2 separate regions of the Homo sapiens genome follow, and region 2 is linked to region 1. Evidence: chromatin loops called from intact Hi-C (ENCODE). Cell type or tissue: breast epithelium. All regions are shown on one strand. Links, peaks and the distances in the headings refer to the core of each region. The heading gives the core; the rest is flanking DNA. Region 1 overlaps LOC124903153 (a long non-coding RNA gene). Region 2 holds the start of LOC105370156 (a long non-coding RNA gene).

Evidence for each region. Hi-C counts contacts between places; a loop is a spot of excess contacts. Peaks named below come from ENCODE experiments on the same cell type or tissue, not always from the same donor. Only the 100,000 strongest peaks of a DNase experiment are listed, where the experiment ranks them.
Region 2: a loop joins it to region 1, with 19 times the contacts of the local background. A loop is called at or near these places in 5 of 110 quality-filtered maps.

The regions. Positions count from the first base shown.
Region 1 is chr13:34,063,453-34,066,369 of GRCh38, forward strand. The region is part of intron 1 of LOC124903153 (a long non-coding RNA gene); the gene reads left to right. Among named protein-coding and RNA genes, the nearest start is that of RFC3, 250 kb to the left of the region's middle. In breast epithelium, for the core only: no CTCF peak of the experiment used is centred there; no DNase peak of the experiment used is centred there.
Region 2 is chr13:33,999,505-34,002,421 of GRCh38, forward strand. LOC105370156 (a long non-coding RNA gene) reads right to left here and starts at 1,153. Exons shown (of 4, transcript XR_007063753.1): 1 at 1,003-1,153. In breast epithelium, for the core only: no CTCF peak of the experiment used is centred there; no DNase peak of the experiment used is centred there.

The DNA.
Region 1 (2,917 bases), core at 225-2,724:
TTGATAGCACAACCAATTTTCACAAAACATACCAATGAGATTCTGTGTTTATTGGTCAGGGTTCTCCAGAGGAAGAGAACCGATAGAATACATATAGAGAGAAATATATAAGATGGGATCTATTGGAAATTGGCTTGCATGATTATGGAGGCCAGGAAGTCCCATGATATGCTGGCTACAAACTGGAGAACCAGGGAAGCTAATGTAATTCAGTCTGAGTCCAGAGGCATGGAACTAGGGGAACTGATGATGTAATTCTCAGTCCAAGGCCAAAGGCCTGAGACCTGAAGCTCTGGGGTAGGTCTCAGAGTCCAAAGACCCAAGAACCTTGAGTTCTGATGTCTGAGGGCAGAAGAAGATGGATGGTTCAGCTCCAGAGAGAGGGTGAATTTGTCCTTCCTTCACCTTTTTGTTTTATCTGGTCATCTGACAGATTAAATGCTGTCCTTCCACATATTTGAGGGGGATCTTCTTCATTTAATGTGTCAACTCAGATGCTTTTCTCTTCTGGAAACATCCTCACAGACATACCCAGGTATGTTTTACCAGTCATCTGGGTATCCCTTAATCCAGCCAAATTGATACAAAATTAACCACCAGATGCAGTGAGTAGTACTAACATCTCTTTCCTCAGTGGAAATTGCAGAAGCTAAAATATCTTAGCATTACTGTGCATATATTTTGCATCTAACTAAAGAATAAACTGCCAGTAATGTTCAGGATTTTTTCCATAGTACAGGTTTAAAAAAAGTTATTGTTGTTGTTTTGGTCTAAGGTAGTGTTCTGTTATATTATTTCCTGAAGGAATATTACATAAGTCAAATATTACTCTGTTTCCAAAAGTACAGAGAAATTCAAGAATGAGGTAAGTATCCTGTGTCACTTATCTGGATGGATCTAGTGATTCTTGATAGTCCTTTAATTGTGGGAATTCGGTCTATGTGTGGAAATCCAGAAAAATCCAAATGTCTTTCTTAATACAGACGATCAACCTGAGGTCCAAAATCAGTATGTAGAAACTGCAGAGAAGATAAGATTGCAGTGCTACCAAGTCCTCAGAATTTCCAGGAACTTGGTTTTCATTTCACTATACCAGAAGAAACACATCTTAAAAGAAATGGTGGAAATTGGCATTGAAACAATTAAGAATCATCAGGCATTTGGGTTATGTTACTTAATATATTTTCTTAGTATTTTAGATATGAGTAGGAGGGAAAAGAGCCACAGCTAAACAAACAAGTTTGGGGAAGCATTACCTAAGGAACAATGAAGGATTTGTTGCCATGGAAATATCAGTGTTAGAAAGAAGTTAGAAGCTGTGTTGGACAAGAAAAAAAAAGGAGGTTTTTAAGGGAAAGTGGATTGTTCGGACACTGAAGCTTGTCAGATTGTGGTGTGCATTATTTGGGGTACACTTGGAGATCACCTGGTGGGAACCTGGCAGCTGGTGTTAGGGATGCAGAGGCTGTTTCATCAAGAGACTTTCTTGACTTTGAGAAGCTTCCTGGGGGCGATCCCAGATGGCTCACTTAGCAGGAAACTCATTTATTTGTAGCTACAAATACTTGCCAGAATCCCTAATGTCCATGTGAACAGGACTGCAAGCTCATAGCTGCTCCCCTGTAGTCAATTTGCAAGCCACATTGACTCTTTCAGTCTAAGATGGTACCATTAGGAACCAGGTCACTCATGTTGTTTATTATTAATTTGTGGGTTGGATTTTTAATCAAAATTAACTCAGCAAAGAAGCAGATTGGATTAGCATGGTAAGAAGCTCTGAATTAAGGGCTTTAAATTCTAGAACGTTAGGATAAAAACTGGGATGGAAATTCTTGGAAGAAGTGGAATACTCTGAGAGAGGCTGAGGTTCAATGGAAGGTCTGGGGTTTTGTGGAGAGTGAAGAAGGGCTTGAATAGCTGCACAAAAGAGTTAGGAAGCTATTATATATTAGTGGAAAAATGTAATCTCTGTTACTTGGGGGCGAATTAACAACTTTTAGTTTATTAATTGGCTGGAAAGATGTTCAGTTTCACTCAATCATAGGGTCCCTGGGTGTCATGTTGGGGCGCAGTCATTGAATGGCAGCCTCAAAAGGTGAGCAGGGCCCAGATCACAAAGGCCCCTGTATGCTACCTAAAGAGTTTTCTCTTTTTTTTTTTTCAGGCAACAGCAAGTGAGTAGAAGTCTTTAAAGTGGGATGTAAAATAAGCAGACTTACTGTATGTGTAAGAAAATACTGATAACAATAAATAGAAGAAACTGATATTTATTACTAAGGAGAAAAGAACAATAAGTCAGATGAAAGATTGTGATAGACCACTGACAGTAGAAATGAAGAAGATAGGCCATTCATTCTACAACTCAACAGATATTTGTTGAATACCTTTTATGTGCTAGCTGCTAAGTTTTGTATACAAGGAATACAGAGGTGAATAAAACAGACCAGTTACTTGATCTCAAGGAGTTTATATTCTAGCGGTAAAAACAATAATAAATAATCACCCAGATTAATGACATGATTCTTTCAGCTAGAGAGAAGTTCTTTGAAGAAAATAAAACTGGGTATAAAGGGAGAGTGACTGGGCTAGGTGGCCTCTATTAGGGAGTGACACAAGATTTAGGACTTGACTGACAAGGAGTGAGTCATGTAATCTAGGGGAACAGCATTCCTGGCAGAGGAAACCACCAGTGTAGAGACCTTAAGGATCTAGGTGTGTCGGAGGAAGAGTACAAGTAGCTGGAGCAGGTGATGATGAAACTGTGCTTAACCAAAGAGATAAAGAAACCAATTACTAGACAGAAATTATTCAGTTTGCAGGATGGCAGATGAAAAAAGAAACAACTTGCTGAAACACTAAAACTCCCTCTGCTTAAGAGATGAAAGAACTGGGTGAAATTGGTTGGAACCAATATGGC
Region 2 (2,917 bases), core at 96-2,595, 64 kb before region 1:
GAAAGGGAAAGAGATATATTTACTAATGTGAAGGAAGGTACATTTACTAAGAACAAATATTTTCTCTAGCCCTGTGATAGGTGCTTCCCTTGTGTTAACTAAGTAATACTCATCAACAGCCATTATGTAGGTAAAGAAACTCAAATTCAGAGAGGTTGGATAATTTATCAAAAATCACACAGTAATTGAAGTCATTTTTTTTAGCATCCTTCTCTTTGTGTCCAAAATCCATACTTTTCCCCATACAACATGCTACTCACTGGTTAAAGTACAATTCCTTATGATTTATCTGAAGTGACTGAGTGTGTATATCCCAGAAAAGACAGAGCCAGGAGCTGGGCACTGTATCAGCACCTCCCTTTTCTGCCCGTGTTCAACTTGGCAAAATTATTCCTGGAGGCTGGGTTTCAGAATGATAAAGCAGTCACCAAGGAGGGGTTTTATTTATTCATTTTTAATGAATTGGTGCAATTACTCAGGCTGAGCCATAAGTAAACATCTTGCCAGAGACACACAGGGAGGGAAGACTGATGACAATAAATTCCTAGTTCCTTTAAAATTGTTTGATGTAATTCTGGTTGGCAGCCCGGGGAGGATGCCGTTTTCCTGCAGAGTTTTTATTATGATTGCTGTGAGTTGTTTGCCCTCCTCTCTGACTTTGCATGCTCACTGCTCTCTAGGTTCAGAAATAACTCCATTGCTGACTTTAAAGTGAAGAAAGTAATGACTGGAAAGATGCTGTATGAATTAAAATAACTAGATATGTTCTTTCAGCAAAACTGGAGCGTTGAGTTGGTCATATGCAACTGGAAGAGGGGCAAATCCATGCAGTGGGTGGAGCCCCATCCAGATCTTAGGAGAAACAAGAATGTGCCTTCCTCCTCATGATTTCCTTTCCACTCCCAGCCCGCACTCCACGTTTCCTGCATGACTGACTCCACCTTGGTTCCAATGGCCTGGTCTCCACTGCCAGGGCCCAAAGGTTTGTGCCAATTACTGTACCTTGAGAGTTGAGATGAAAGTGCTTTTCTCCTGAATTACTTGGAAAATTGCCTCTATTTCCTTTTGCATTTTTTACTAGACTAGGCCTAGCCTTTAGCTGAGAGGGTCTAGCCCAAGTAGCCCATTACTGAATGCCTCCTGCAGGGCCATTGCTAAAACGCCATTGTGAGGTCACTGCAGCCTATTTTAGCTGCCAGAATATTGCTTTGGACTTTGATAGCTTCTTCCCTCTGAACAGCCCAAGCTACTTGTCAAATTTCAAAAGGATTCGATATGCAAAAGGGAAAATGGAGAGTACCATGCGATAATTAGGTGTTCCCATATTTGTCAACTTGGATAAGCATAGTCCAGAAGTTCAGGTGAGTTTTTAATGTTGTACAATTTATGAAGAGAGGGTCCCTCTTAAATGAGAGGGTCCTCATAAGGAGAGCTCACTAAGCTTTCAGGTAAGACTCTACTGAAGCTATTGAAATTGACCTGATTGTTATATATGCAAATTTCTGAAGATTAAACACAGGGACAATGTACATTGAGTGCCTATGTACTGTTTTTCCCTTCTCTCATCCAGTTCTCAAAATAACCCCACAGTCAAGCATTTAGCCCTCCTTTTTATAGATGCCTGTCTCTAGACCATAATCTCTATTGGAGCCTAGAGGGTGCAATTTACTCACTGCTGTATTGATGGGAGCAAACATAGGTCTTGCTTATCATAGGAACCTCATGAATATTTGTTGAATTAACTCTGGCCTTCAGTTGGATGTTTAACTGTTGAACTGAACAATCTGAAGACACTGAAGATCAGAAAAATGAAGTGACATGCTCAGGTCTCAAAGTTATTAAATGGTGGGTTAGAATTCAGGCCAATCCCAGCCCCCTTCTATTGAGACCAGAACAGTGAAGAGCATTTCCTGTAGATCATGTCTCCTGTTTCCCTCAGCACCTCTGCGAGTGGACACCATTACTGACAGGTTTCCAAGCCTGTGTGCTTGTTCTGCTAGGGCACACTGTCTCCCAACTCACAAGTCTGAGTCTTCCTGGTACTGACGCAGAACCCTTTCTCATGGCAGGCAGAAATGGCAACTCAGTGACACCCAAGTGGGGAGTGACTGATTTATTTTTGGCAGGAGAGAGGCTGGCGTAGATCATTCATCCTCTGTGACTGAGAGATAGGTGGACCCTCACGTTCTCTCTTCTCTGCCTTTGGCAGACAAAAAGATGTGACAGCCCTGACTACTTGGGGAGTTAGTTTGTGATGGGGTAGGGGCTTTTCTGGAATTAGCTAAAAAGTTTCTCTTGTGAAGGAAACAGTTTTCTTAAGTCCCAGTGAAACAAGAGCTGAGCTAGCTGTGCATTTGTCTGGGAATTTGATAAGAAGATGAGACACGCTAGCCAGGGGGAAGGCAACCAAGGGGGAAAAGCTGCAGGGATTTTGGCTCATGACAAAATTTGCTAAGGGACCCGAATGCCTAAAACAAGCAGATTCCAGAGCAAGAGAATTATCAAGAATGAGGAGAAATGTGGAAGAAGGAATAGTGGCTGCAATATAAATATTAGTCAGCCAAGTTTTCTAATACAATTCAGATCTTTCCATGACTTTCAATTTTAGGCCCTAAATTATCCAAGTCAATACAGATAACACTGTAAATGTTCAACTCTTCTAATCAATCCCTTTTACCTAAAAATGTATAATTGAGGGAAGAAATAGAGCAAGTCTGTTACCCTTCTTCACTCCAACATTTTGTCTCTGATCATTGGGCCAGCAGTTAAAAGACTCATGTTTTAGTATTGAATATTCCTTTGTTTATGAGTTGAGTCACCTTGGAAAATCCTTTTGGTCTCTGAACGTCAGCTCTTGCACCTGAGACAGTAGTGTAGGCTGTTTCCCTAGATTTTTAACTTGCCTTGAAGCACTAAA